Linked DNA regions of Homo sapiens: region 1 is linked to region 2. Evidence: chromatin contacts called from ENCODE Hi-C or POLR2A ChIA-PET data. All regions are on one chromosome and are shown on one strand. The core of a region is the stretch at or near the end of the contact, and the rest is flanking DNA. Distances in the headings are between cores, read along the strand shown. Region 1 overlaps ZMIZ1 (zinc finger MIZ-type containing 1). Region 2 overlaps ZMIZ1 (zinc finger MIZ-type containing 1).

Evidence for each region. A loop is a pair of places that touch in the nucleus more often than their neighbours do. ChIA-PET counts read pairs that join two places held with the same protein, here RNA polymerase II (POLR2A). Pooled maps may share reads with other maps.
Region 1: a loop to region 2 is called in a map of spleen, with 7 times the contacts of the local background. The contact joins two enhancer-like sites. A Hi-C loop is called at or near these places in 30 of 168 maps with a recorded cell type or tissue (Caco-2, HCT116, HepG2 and 17 more) and 20 of 50 pooled maps. POLR2A ChIA-PET finds 5 or more read pairs at or near these places in 13 of 52 experiments (A549, AG04450, H1 and 9 more).

What each region holds. Positions count from the first base shown.
Region 1 is chr10:79,146,915-79,153,998 of GRCh38, forward strand. The region is part of intron 3 of ZMIZ1 (zinc finger MIZ-type containing 1); the gene reads left to right. Among named protein-coding and RNA genes, the nearest start is that of ZMIZ1, 81 kb to the left of the region's middle. RefSeq lists silencers at 3,089-3,148, 3,209-3,288. Within about 2 kb of position 3,182, at least 37 of the 41 ENCODE cell types and tissues checked have a DNase peak (open chromatin) inside an H3K27ac peak, as active enhancers do; they include ascending aorta, dorsolateral prefrontal cortex, gastrocnemius medialis and 2 more, where a contact is called at or near this core.
Region 2 is chr10:79,190,331-79,197,236 of GRCh38, forward strand. The region is part of intron 4 of ZMIZ1 (zinc finger MIZ-type containing 1); the gene reads left to right. Among named protein-coding and RNA genes, the nearest start is that of ZMIZ1, 120 kb to the left of the region's middle. RefSeq lists enhancers at 1-404, 5,475-5,564. Within about 2 kb of position 5,226, at least 23 of the 41 ENCODE cell types and tissues checked have a DNase peak (open chromatin) inside an H3K27ac peak, as active enhancers do; they include ascending aorta, dorsolateral prefrontal cortex, gastrocnemius medialis and 2 more, where a contact is called at or near this core.

The sequences.
Region 1 (7,084 bases), core at 1,932-4,431, 45 kb before region 2:
CCACAAGTGGCTGTGCGTGTGTGTAGTGTACGTGTGTGTGTGTGTGTGTGTGTGTGTGTATATCCCTGTCCCTGGCCAAGGAAACCTTAGCCATCACGTGGCTGGTTTCTCTCGCTATTTGTCCAAGTAAGCAGTTCAGGCCAGCTGCAGCCAGGAGGCCGTGACACAGAGCCAGGGAGAAGGGCCACATTGGTGTGGGTGGTGGCAGCGAGGATCGCCATGGGCATCAGGGAGCCCCGAGCTGGGTCCTAGAGCTCTTGGGCCTCAGAATCTGGTATGGGGAGGCCTGGGCTGGGGAATGGCCTTGTTCTGATCCTCTGCCCTCCCTGGACGACTGACCTCCCTGCCCCAACCCATCTGTCAAGAAAAGGCACAGAGCTTGATAACAGAGAACTCTCTCAGCCCTAAATAGAGAGGGTGGGCACCTTCTGACCAGGGGGAGCCGAGAAAGACAGAGTCCTCACCAGAGAAAGGGACACACATGGGCACAACCACCATGTGTATGGCCCCTGGAGTGTGCTTTAGAGCCCTGGCCTCCGTGGCAGGAGTGTGGAAGCCAGGCCTCCCGTGTGCATCCATCAGGCCACTGAATTATTAGCACCTACTGTGTGCCAGGACCTGGGCTAGGCAGGGATAGGGGTTGTCAGAACACAGACCTTCTGGAAACTTCGTCAAACCCTCGCCTCTGTGACATATTTTCTTCCCATTGGATGGGCAGCATCACCTTTCATTGCAAAACCCCTGTGATCTTGTCATGAGCTGGCCATTTCCCACCCCACTGCCATTCCAGGAGGATGCAACCCCTACATTGTTGCAGGGCTCAGGAAGAGCAGTGAGAGGCACCGCCGAGCCTCTCATGGACCAAGCAGGTGTTTCTAGCCAGGGAGAGTGTCCCCTTCCTCTAGGGAGGTGTGAGCCAGACCCTGGGCTTCCAAAGCAAATGTGTGCATGTGGGCAGAACACAGAGGCCCTGGGCTCGGACACCTGGGGGCCTTCTCCTAGCCCACATGGGGAGCAGAGCACCAGGGGAAGTGGCAGCTGCAGAGTGGGGCCTCCCCAGGCCTTCATCGAGGTTTGTCAGCCTGCATACTGTGTCTTGCATAGATGACACCATCTCTGGGGGCCTGGAGGAGGAGGGCTGTGGTGGCTTTTTGGGGCCATGCTTCTGAGAGCCCACCTGCATTCATGTGTCTGTTTGTCCACCTCCTCCCTGCTTCTTCCCTCTTTCCTTCCTTTGACAAACATTTCCTGGCAGCCAAGTCTGTATGGGGCCCACGCTCCACAAAAGATACATCCCTCACCCTGCATGATCACGGCCGAACTGGAATCCAGCAACATTCCAGGGTGGGCCCAGGGCCAGGCCCAGGTAAGGCCTAGGAGAGAGCTGGCTCTTGGCTAGGAGGCAGGGCATGGCTGACCCCACAGGCTCCCCTGGGTTCTGAGGAAGCTTAGGCGTACTTCCCCAGGATAGGCCAACGGCAGAGCCCACCAGGTGCCTGAGACAAGGGGGTGTAGAGAGCCAGCATCAAGGCCACACAGAGCATCATCAGACCTTGTCTCTGTTGTGATGAGGTCTAGGGTATTCAATCTGGAAGAGTCCCACAGGCTCGTGTGCTCAGGCTGTTCTAGGAAACGCCTGTCCGGAAAAGGGGTGGAGCTGGGTGGCCAGGGCTGAGGGTGACGCAGATCCGCCATCATGCCACCTACAACTGAATGTGGATTCTGGGCCGGGGTTTTTAATAAAGCTGCTGGGTCAGCATCCCAGAATGCTGCCTAGGCCTGTATGTCCCCAGCCTCAGCTTGCATATCTCTGGGGTCACGAGGCTTACTACTGCCGTCTTGTAGTTCCTCCTGGGACATGGGGTCCTGGCCTCCCACCAGGCTGACGCTGACTTCTGTCTTCCACCCTGCTTGTCTTAGGGCCACAGACTTTAGGCCCTTGGCAGTTTCCAATTGAGTCCCTCCCGGGCTTTCCTCCCTGCAGGCAGAGCATCAAGCTGGGTCTGTACGTGGCCCCGCCAGGGCCTGTTTGATTGGGGTAATCTGGACAAGTCATCAGTGGCCTGCGCTGGCAGCCAGGGTGTGGCTAAAGTCAGTTCCTGCCTAAGCTGGGCTGACCCACCTTCTCACCACTCAGGAGCTCCCGGAGCCAGGAGGGACTGCTGTGAGTTTGCCTTCATGAGGAGGCCCTTGGGCTGCCTTTGGTACAGGCAGGAGACCTGGATCCCTGCTCTGTCCCTATCTCTGTCCCTGTCCCTGGGGTAATCTCGAGCAAGGCTGGGCCCCAGGCAGGCCCACACCCCCTCCCATCTGTGTTCATCCCCAGCACTAAGCCAAGAGGCTTTTGTCCCTGGTGGGCTGTCGGCCAGCTGGAAGAGTCCTCCTTGCTCTCTGGCCTATTTGCTTTCTGAGTCCCTCTGCCCTGGGAGAGCATGAATGGGCAGGAGAGGGGACTGGAGAGGGCTGAGGGCCTCTGTTCAGATCTCTGCCCTCACTGGGTCGGGCTGCCAACCTCTGCACTCCCACCATACCCCCAACCTGTGGACAGGTGAGCCTCCAGTTCCTGAGGCCACAGGGAATGGGCTGGATTCACCTGGAGGCCATGGGTAGCCTTGCAGCCCCTGGGCCAAGCTCCCCTCCCACCCAGACTCCTCCAGACACTTCAGGGGTTCAGGCATGCCAAGTCAGGGTGGGGTGAAGGGGTCTTTCTCTAGGCGCTGTGCCTGTGGTTGACATCACGTTGTCCTCATGTGGGGCTGCGTGGCCCCGTGGGGTGGCACGCCTTCTGCAAGAGCTCGCCCTCCAGGAAGTTCTGCATTCGAAGCCTGAACTTGGCCTTGGTTCACTCTTCCTCTCATCCTGGTCTCTTGGGCATGACTTCTCCCAGGGGACACTGCTGTCTGCTGACTTGGAAAGGCAGGGATTCAATCAGGGGCCCCCGCTCAGCTGTGTCTGAAGTGTGCCCTCCTGGGAAGAAAACCCAGCAGCACTTTTGTCGAGGCCTCACACTGGAAAATGAACGGTGGGAGGCCTAGAGGTAAGAGGCCAAAGGCCACTAAGCAGGCCAGCGTGGCCTGCCCACTCCAGCCCCCAGAAAGCATTGGTGCTTCTGAGGAGGCTTGCTCGGCCCTCCCTCTCCCCTGGGCTGGGTGGGGCCAGTGGGACAGGAAGCCAGGGCGGGGCTGGAGGATGGGGCTCAGGGTGGCCTGGGCCTGAGCCAGGGATGAGGCGAAACCCAACCCTGGCCTGGCCCCGGGCCGCAGCCGTGCAGGTCACTAGGCCTCGGCGAGTGGCCACCCGCCCACCCAACAGGAAGCCCTGCCCAGACACCACCTTTGCCCCACCCCGTATTCTCTACGGCTGGCACTTCTCCTATTTCCCATGAGAGCTGCTGCCAGGAATCCTGCCCTCTTGAGAAAGGAAGCCCGACCTCGGGCCGCCCTGCCTCTGGCCTGCGCTGACCCCCTCCCTGGGCCTCCCCGTGGTGGCAGCTCTGGGCCCACGCCCGTCCTGCACCCCCCACACATGCTAATGACTTATCTCCTCTCAGACAAAGCCTGTGACCCTTGGGGACCTAGCAGGAGAAACCTCACAGTGGGACTAGGCCTGGGAGCCAGGAGGCTGGGGCTCTTGGTCTGGGATCCTCCACCAACCTGCTGGTGCACCTGGGCAAGTCACTCAGCCACTCTGGGTCTCATCTGTAGAAAAACAGGGAGAGGCAGACGCTCTGCCCAGCAATGAGCATCCCATGGGATAAAGGGTTTGGGGTGGGTTGAATGTGTGCCCTGTGAAGACAGCCAGGCTTGGGGGGTGATAACACAAAACCTCCCCATCCACCCCTGTCTGCCTGGAAAGGAGCCCCTTCTCTCATCTCCCAGAAGCCGGGCGACGGAGCATGCCTCCGTCTCTCAGCTCTGCTCAGGGAGCTGGGCCAGAAGCAGGGATGGGGCTGTGCTGAGGGGCAGGCTGTCCCACCACCCTCCCAACCCCATCCTCTTCCTCCCTCCTGGTGGGTGCTCTCTGACCCATGACCCACCTCCCCAAGTAAGCCCAAGCCCACCTCAGTATCAGCAGGGGTAGCAGCTTAGGGAATCAACTGTGTCTTAAAGGGGGCCAAGCAGAGGGGTCAGGGCACCACGGGGAAAGACCAGAGTCGTTGTGACATTGGATGGGTTAAGACAGATCCGGGGGCCACCTTGAGCTCCTGGGCGAGCTGAAAGCTTGTCAGCAGCAGGGAAGACCAGGCACCTGAGCAGCCAAGCCCCTGCCATGGGGTGGCCACAGCTCAGACTCTGGTGGCCTTGGACACATTGCTGCTCTGAGCCTCAGTGTCTGCATCTGGCAAGTGGACCTTTCAGAGCCAGTGTCTTAGGGTGCTGTGAGAAGTCCTTAAGATTTGGGGACACAGTGCTGGGCCCCCTGCGGCCCTTCCCTTTGAATCAGCCTTTTCCCTGTGAGGGAAACATTACAGGTCAGGATTAGGACTAGATTTCGTAGGCAGTGGGGAGCCACTGAAAGTTCTTAGAGGAGTAGTGAGTTCATGGGGAGAGGAACCGGCAGCAGAGAAGCCTGGCACACTCATCCGGTGTTGGAGCCCTGATTCAAGAGGGGTCATGGGGCAAAGAAAGTTAGCCCAAGTGGGTGTCAGCACCAGCTGGGCTTGGGAGGCCTCAGTTTTCCTCCTGTAGCTGGGTGCCTGTCCGCAAGGCTGGAGAGGCGCTGCTCAGAGCCAGCACTGAGGGTGGCACCACCACCCCTCCTTCTTCCTCTGGTGCCCCTGAGTCCCACCGGCGTGGGGTTGTCTGGGTTTGCCACTCAGGCCCGGGTGGGCCCCACTGCCTCTCCCTCCCTCCATGGCTTTCTAGCTCTGAATGGGAGTGGACTCTGGAGGCTGCAGTGGGCTGCGGGATGTGAGCCAGGGTGGGGGCATTGGCGGTGGGTGGAGTCACGGGCTGGGTGGCCATGAGTCAGGAATTGCTGGGCCTGTGTGTCATCTGGCTGCGTGCTGTGCTGGCTCCTCCCGCCTGTCTGCCTCATCTCGCCCGCCGCCATCTGGGCCCCCTGGGCTGCTCCACCAGGTGATGGTGCTCTGCTCTGTTTATAAGAGTTCAAAACGTAGGATGGAGTAGTCAGGGGACCGGGCTCTAGGGCCCAGGCTCCCCCAACACCAGAGGTGACCTTGGGCAGGTCCCCTTCCTCTTCTCTGAGCCAATTTCCCCCATTGAAGAGTGGATATTAGGCTGGCCAAGGGATTTCAGCCATGGCCCCAGATGAGATCCGAGGCAGCTTTGAAAGATAGCCCAGCCCAGTACAGTGGCTCACACCTGTAATCCCAGCACTTTGGGAGGCTGAGGCAAGAGGAGCACTTGAGCTCAGGAGTTTGAGACCAGCCTGGGCAACATGGCAAAACCCTGTCTCTACAAAAAATATAAAAAATTAGCTGGGTGTGGTGGTGGGCGCTTGCAGTCCCAGCTACTTGGAGGGTTGAGGTGGGAGGATCGCTTGAGCCCAGGAGGTCGAAGCTACAGTGATCAGAGATTACACCACTGCACTCCAGCCTGAGTTACAAAGTGAGACTCTGTCTCAAAAAAAGAAAAGAAAGAAAAAAGATAACCCACCCCAAACAAGTTAAATCAGATCTCCGGGGCGGGGCCTGCGGCCAGGCTTGAAAGCTCTAGTCTGGATGGCCTCAGACGGGCTGCTTTCTCCGCCCTGCCCGGATCCCCAGGCAGCACTGTGGGCTGGTGCATGGGTTCTGGAGCCCAGAGGCTGTGCTGAGTACAGCTCTACCACTTTCTAATACTGGGCAAGTGAATTCATGCCTCTGAGCCTCTGTTTCCTCATCTGTGAGATGGGGCTAACACCACCCACCTTATAGAATCTGTACCAGTGTCAGCCACCATGTTCTTTGATCTAAGCCAGTTATGCACCACTGCTGCCTTCACTGCCCATTCATTCTTCCAGAAAATATTCGGGGATTCCTGGACCTGCCAGCCTGGTACTGGGTGCTGTGGCAACAGGAAGAGGAAACCCACCATGGGGGTCCAGCCTTTTAGGCCTTTCCAGGGCCCCAGAGGATGGGTTCTGTCTGTTGATGGGCAGGTGAAGGGTGACTCCCCTGAGAATCTCACCGTGTCGCTGGACTGAGGGAACCCCTCTTTCTGAAAGAACGAATGAGACCCCAGATTCAAGGGAGAAGAAGGGGCATCCTAGGACTTCCCTGACAGCCTCAGCTGGGAAGCCCCTGGGGAGGCTCTGAATGCCTTCTGGGGTGGGCCCTGGGCCATGCTCTGGGCAGATGCTGGCTCAAACAGGGCTGGCAGTAGACAGAACAGAATAAGGACCCTCCTCCTTGTAGTCCATCACTGGGCTGGACTATGTCCTCCATCCCGTGGTCCTCCTGGCAGCCCAGGGCATTGGCAGGCATCGTTCCTCCTGCTTGGCAGATAGAGAGACAGAGATGTCAAGGGATGGGAGGCACTTGCCTAGGTCAAGGGCTGGATTTGAACCTCACTTCTGTATAAACAAAATCCCAGTGGGGAAAGTCGAGCTTCCCTGGGAATCTGCCCTGGTGGGACTAAAACGTGATCGGCAAACCTGTCATCCCCTTTCTTCCCTGGCCTTCCAGCAGGTCCCCTGCAGACCACCACTGGCTGTCCTTGCGGGAGAGACCTGATGTTCCTGTAAATAGCAAGTGCTCCTGTTGCCTGGGCTCTGAAAGCCAGAGGTTGAACCATGCACTTGTCACCCACTAAACCTTCTCCCTCCTCATGACCCATTGGAGAAACTGAGGCAGAGAGAGGTGCAGGGACTTGGCTAAGGCCATGTGGCTTGTGAGCCGGCCAGGATTTCATCCAGGCCTGGGTGAGGTTAGAGCCTGTGCCCAGACCCGCCACCACCCGCTAGCAAGAACAGGACTTTCCTTTGTCCGGCATTTTTAACTCTGGGTCTTGGCCATCACTTCAGACTGGCCTGGCCCACGTGTGGCCAGAATCCCAAAGGGATGCCTGTTTGGGAAGCGTGACCGCCAGGGGGCTGGCACCTGGCCCAGGAAGGGGGTCATCGAGAACACTCAGTGCTCAGT
Region 2 (6,906 bases), core at 3,976-6,475:
GTGTGGGCCCTGACCCTGCCTCGGATCCACAGTGGGGCCTTCAAGGCTCTGCTCTACGCTCCCTGCCTCAGGCCTCCGTTTCCTCATCTGTAAATGTTAGGATAGGCCTGCGCAGATCCCAGATCACTTCCAGATCTAAGCCATGAGGACTTTTCATTGTTTTTCCATCTACCACTTTTAGCTCAAGTAAATGTCTGCCTTCTGATTCCTCTGTTTCCCCAATTTTTTGGTTTTTTAGAAATTAAAAAATATATATATACTAACAGTGAAGAGCAGCTAACTAAAGGAGTACACTCATGGGCTCAGGAGGAGCAGCCACTGCCCTGGGTCATTCACACCCCCTGTGTGGCTAGGTAGAAATCACCTACCCACTCAGAGCCTCAACTTTCTCATCCACAAACTGAAATAATACTTGTTTGCAGGCTACTGTGAGACTGTGATATAAGGTTGCTTGAAATAGGCCCACCCATCCATAGAGGCTCTTAGCTTGAAAAGAACCTGGCTGTGACTCTCAGTTTAGGGTAAAGAGCACAAAGTCAGGAAACGGGAAGTTTGCATGTGGATCTGCTTGGTGGCCTCAAGCTAAGCCCTCCCCTCTCTGGCCTCTGTTCACTGCCTTTTCAAAAATAGACCACCTAGAAGACTTCATCTCATGTGTTGGTACCAGGTGGTTAACAATGGCTGTGCAGAAGTGTATGTGGAGGATTGGCTGGGAGAGTGCAGTGATTGATTAGCCATGCCTGCTATGGGTGTGGGAGGTGGAGGGTTGTATGGATGCCACCTCCACCTCTTGCATACCAGAGCATTACCATCCCTATGCCAGCTGGTCCTTAAGGGCTGATCTAGTTCTGTCTAACTCTTCCTGGGGGATGCCATTAATCCTGCCCCTATTTGGAGCTCCTGCAGAATGCCAGGTGGGATTTGGAGCCTTGGGGAGCTGGGGGTAGGGAGGGGACAATGGAGAATACCTCCATTCCTGGAGCCAGGGTGTAGGAACATCTGCTAGGTATTTACAGCCTTCTAGAGGGCACCAGCTGGTGGTCGGGGGGGGTCCTGCCTCTGTCTACAGTCACATCCTTCCCTATATCCTCCAAGGGCCCTCGGGTAACTGTTCTCACCCCTCTCTTCCCCACTTCATGGCATCTGAGCCTTTGGAGTCACAGACAAGAGCCTTGAGGCAGAGCCAGGACAGGGACACTGCATGAGCACTGCTATCCTGGGAGAGGCTTGTGGCCTGGGCCCAGCACTGGACGGGCCTGTGACTCCCTATCTTCACCATCCTCAGCACTCCACAGCAGTGCTAGTCACCTTCCTCTCACTCAGGGAAGTTGGGGCTGGGGAAGGCAGTGTCTAGTTGAGGGAGGTCTGCCATATTCCCATGGAAAACATGATACAGAAAAACATGGGCTTTGTAATCAGACCTAGATTCAAATCCTGGCAGTTGTCAGTAGTGTGACCCTAAGCAAATCATTGCACCTCTCAGAGGCTCAGTTTCTTCATCTGTAGTAGCCTCTGTTTCTTCACCTGTAGTACTGTAATAATAATTGGACCAGCATATAGAGTTTTGAGGCTTAACTGATGTGACATAGAGAACCTAGTGTTTAGCACATATAGGTTTGATAGTTGTTCAGTACCTCTTTCCACTCTGAGGAAACAAAGTGTAGGGGTGTGGCCTCCTTGGGAATGAGAGAAAGCCCAAGGGGCCTTCTCCAGAGCTGAATCCAACCCTCCTTTGCCTCTGGGGAAGAGAAGCTGTCAGAGAAAGTTCACTGTGAGGTCAGGGATTTGGAGTATGGCCAGAGGATGGCAGGGGGGTTTGGCCTCAAGGGCATGGCCTCCTCTAAAGTGCCATGTGCCCAGAAAGACAAGGCACACCAAATGCAGCTAGGATCCCAGCCCTGTGTGGGTTGGGTCAGTGGGCTGGCCCCTTTGTCAGGGCCACATCACTGAGTGTTTCCCCAGGAAACTGTCACTTCTGAATTAACTTCTGTGTCCCAGGGCAGGTTGCTAGGCATAGCTGTGTGGGGCTGACTGTCATGAAGCCCCCACTCTGAAATGCCAAGGTTACATTATGTTATCCCACTAGCCAGCATTGACAATGGGTGTTCCCGTGAACAAGGATGGGTGTTGGGAGATTGGATCATGAAGAGAAGTGGGTCCACCCTTCCGGAAGCTTTGAGTGCCAAGCCAAAGCATCTGAACTCTGGTGGGGCAGTGTGGAGCCGTGTCAAGTCTTGGCACAGGAGCACTGCCCTGGTTGAGGAAGGAGGGACTGAATTCTGAAGAGTTGTGGTCCGAATGCAGAATTTCACTTTTTAAAACACTGTCCCCTAAGTATTCATTTGCTCAGCTCCTCAACACAGTGGGGCAGGGAGGAGATGGACTTTCCTGCTTGACAGATGAGGATGCAGGCTCAGGAAGGTGAAATACCCTCCCACAACCTCATAGCCAGGAGGTCTGGCTCTCAGGACCACTGCCTACCCAGGGGCCCCACCCTGTGCAATGACTCACGCTGGCCCGAGGGCCTGCTCCAGTTGTCCTGCTAAGAGCTGGAAGCAGCTGGCCCTGTGCAGCTGCCCGGAGCTGCCTCTTCCATCCCTCTCCCCATCTCGTCTCCTGTCTCTCTGCCCTTCTTTCTGACTTCCCTGAGGTAGGGCACAAAGTCACTCTCCTACTGTCCTTGCTTCACCACCACCCTCTTCCTCTGCATCCAGCCCGTGTGCCTGGTGCAGGCTACCGAGGTTTGGGAATGCGCGAGCCACCTGCGACGTGACCACAGGCAGCTTCCACACCTCTCTGAGCTTCTACTCATTACCTTTAAGGTGAGGAAGTCATCAGTCTACATCAGTGCTTGCCTAACCTTGGTCACTTTCATTCCGTTCATACTATGTTTAAAACAATTCTTTAATTCACTTAGGTCTGCTATTGCTACCTAATTTAACTGCATGCTAAATAATAACATTCATGAACTCATCAGTCCAAAAACTTCACTATGAGAATGTAAAAGGTTTGTCCATGGACCTTCTAAAGTCATCGTTATCCCACCAGAAGTACATGTATCTCTCTTTGGGAACCCTCAACGGGGTAACCAGTGTCTCTCTGAGTCCTAGGATCTTCTGATTATGGCTGGGTGATGGGTTTTTCAGCTCTCACCACCCTGGTTCTCATGTACACCCAGCAATGGGCGTGCGTCCACCTGCCTGTTCACCCATCTAATGAGTACCTGCTGAGTACGGAGCCCTGGGCTAGACTAAGGGATCTGTAACTGGAAGACATTCCAGCTGATGGAGAGACAGTTGCAAGGAGTCAGCCCTCATCTAGTGCTGCTACGATGGGGGTGTGTGACAGCGACATGGAGGGGATAGGGATGGAAACCAAGAAAGAGCACGAAAGAGTGACAGTTGAGCCATACCCTGATGGATGGGAGGTGTCCAGGCATTGCGGGCAGAGGGACAGTCAGAGGCAAAGACATGGAGGTGCGATCTTCAGAGCACAGTCCGGGAGGCAGGGAGCAGCCCCACGTTGGGGACAAGGGATGTGACTGAGAGTAGTGAGGGCTAGGGGCCAGGCCGAAAAGGATCCCAACTGATGCTGACATGTGCAGGTTGGCAGGTCATTGCTGAGCCCAGGGCTCATGAAGTTTGTCCCTTTGGGAGTCTAAGGCTGATGAAGGGGCTGTCTGGGATGTCCTCTGGACCCCTAGGCTTTCCCTTCTGGCTGTGTCTTGGAACGCAGCCTCTGCTCGCGGGCTGTAGGCAGAGCTGCCCACTCCTGCCACTGGCACCGCTTGCCCCAGGGGACCTAAGCTGCAGATGTGCATGGTGATTGAATCATTTCTGCACACCACTGCTCACACAGCTCCCCGGGGACCCCCACTTGCCTGTGCAAGCTGTCATGAGATGTGTGTGCTCAAGTGCATCTGTGTTGGCATCCAGCATGTGCACATACCTGCTGTGAAGTATGCAAGGGGTCACATGTGTATGTGCCTATGCACACGTGTGCTGTGCAGACGCCTCTCTCTGGGTGCGTGTGCATTATGTGGACTGATGAACTAGTGAGGCCTCAAAGGTGGGAAATAAAACACTTGTGTTGGGACAGCTGACTGTTCGGTTGGCTGCCACCCTTGGGAGCTAGCTGCCTGTGGAGCTCCACATTTCTGTGGGGCAGCTAGAAGCACCTCATCCCTGTGTCCAGTGAGGAGCCCCCTGAGGGCTGTTTGCCTCCCCCAGCCGTTGAGACCGTTGAGATGCTTCTCTCCTTGCTGACTTGGCAGCCCAGAGATATCCAGGGCTCTATTTGGACCTGTCAGAGGGGCTCCAGCCCAGCTCTGCTCACGATGCCCTCCGTGTCCTCTTCCTCTCCCCACCTCCGCTTCCCACCCTGCTGCATGAGGGCATGAGGCAGGTGTTCCCAGGCCTTTTCAGCTCTCAACGTTCTATCCTCCAAGCAGCCCTCTATACATAATAGCCGCTAACTTTTCTTGAACTAGTCTTCTGCACCAGGCGCCGCTAAGCATAGACACCCTCGCTCTGCTGGGTGGTGAGAAGTGTAAATGGAAGCTTGGTCCCGAAAGACGTCCCACGGGAGTTGGGAAGACCGAGCTGACCCCATGTTACCATCCAAAAACTTCCATTTGCCCAACTAAGCCCAGCCAAGCGTAAGGTGCAAGAAGAAGCACAGAGCTGTGAAAGGGGCAGCGTCTTGGCCTTGGGCTGCCCTGGAAGAACAGCTCCCGGGGCTGCCGGGCCTTCAGCCTCCCCATGGACCTGCCTTGGGACAGGCTTTGCAGCTTCAAAAGCAGGCATTCTCCTCTTGTGGGGATGGTGTTTTCTGAACAGCCGGAGCTCCTCACAGGGAATCCTAAGAGGCTGGTATTTGACAGGCTGCCAAAGGCTGGCCAGCCCGATCCTGTGCTTTGCAGACAGCGAAATGGAGGTCCAGCTCTCTGCCCTATTCACTCAGCAAAGCAGGGTCCTGATCCCCCATGCTGATTAGCTTTGCATGGCTCCTGGCTGCTCTGACCAGGAGACATGGCGGGGGTCCTGAGCCGGGATGGGGGTAGCCTGCTTGGTCTCACCCCCCATTCAGGGGCAGTAGGAAGGGCTGAGGCCACGGGTGCACCTGGGGCCAGGCCGACAGTGATCTGTTGGGCGGGAGCCCGGCCTCTCCGGCTATAGAGCTGCAGCCACGGAGGATTTGTAGCGACTTGTAAAGGCTTAAAGGAGTCCAGGAGCCCGGAGGCGGAGGCAGCGGCCCAGCTGAGTGGCGCTCTTGTGGCGAAGGGCGACCTCTGCTGGCCACCAGGTGCGTGTCACCTCCCAAAGGTGGCCGGTGTGCAGGGAGCCCAGTGATGTAAGTGACTGGATTTGGGCAGGTTGGGTGGAACAAGAAGGTCATCTCCTGGGGCCCAGTCACAGCCGGAGGTGGGGACTACCAGGAAGCTCTGACTGCCAGTCATGGGGAGTGCAAAGAACAGCACATTAACAGCTGGAAAGGTAGAGGGTTTGAATCTCAGCCCAGCAGCTTTCCGGCTGTGTCACCTTGGGCAATTTGCTTCACCTCTCTGAGCCTTTTAAGGATGAAGAAAATTAGCACTGCATAGGGCCTGGCCTGGTGCCTGAACATAGCAGGTGTAGAACAAATGGAAGATCCCAGCCTGCCCCTCAACAAGCTGTCTCTTGCATGCCTCCCTCAGCGCACCCTTCCTCTCTTTATGCCTGAGACCCTTTGCTCTCTAGGCCTTTGACCCTTTTACTCCAGAGACTGGAGCCTCCATCTCCTCCATTCCTGGGGTTAGTAACCGCAGTTCTCCATCATTGACCTCAACAGTTTAAAAATGTCACCTCACCTGTAGGTGCCTCCATAATCCGCTAGCCATTTGTTCTTTTATTAAGAAACACAGGACACAGCGCTGTCCCTGTGGTCTGCGATGTCCCTCCTGCCATCCATCTACCCACCCTTGGGTCTCACAGGTGTTGCAAGCCCAGACACTCACCCCTCGGTTCCTGTGAGCTGCAGCCCTGCCTGGGAGCAAAGCCCCCCTGGGACCTGGACCCAGCCCAGTGCCCCTTGGCCTTGAACAAAACACTGATGGGCCCCAGGCTCCTCAGAGTAAAACCAGTTGAGGCAGAGCGGGTAGATAGGGGACCTGAAAGCACCTTCGGCCCTTAATATTCCAGGAATCTTTCTGTCCAGAAGCCAGTTCAGTCCAGCCGCCGGCCTCCAGACAAGACTGCCCGTGACCCCACGTGGGGCCAGCCCGAAGGTGGACAGTCCCATCTCCCAGTTTGCTGTTAACTTCTTAAAGCAGGACCTGGGCCCCCGCTATGACTAAACAGAAAAGAACTGCCTCTGAGCCCTGTGGTCGCCAGCTGGGTGGATCTAAGCTCCTGTGCCTGCTTGGGGCTTCCAGGCAACAAGCATTTATCAAGGCCCACCGGGCTCTGCCCCCGGACACAATGTCAGGAGAAAGTTCCTCTTGAGAGGTAGACCCTTATGGGTCACTGACTTGCCCCTCTGCAGCATCCTGTTCTGCAGATGGGGAAACCAAGGCCAGGAAACCAGAGAAGCCCACTCGAAGTCCATCCTGGCTGGGGACACCTGGGTGCTCACTGGAGTGAGGGAGAGGACGGAGGGCCTGGAAGCACACCTGGAACCTCCACAGTGTGCAGGTCTGGCCCCCAGGTCACTTAGGTTTGTCAACAGCGCCCCCTGCTGGCTGCCTGGGCCACCGGTGGCCCTTTGTCCTGGTGGGCAGTGGCCTGCCGACAGCAGGATGAAGGCCTGCCGGGCATGAGGTTTCTTTGTACTTCTCTTCTGTCTCCTCCAGCTAGGAGCTGAGCCAACCCAGGCCTTTGTGGGATGGGTCTCCCTGTCCTGGCTGGCTGTGAAAGTTGAATTCTCTAT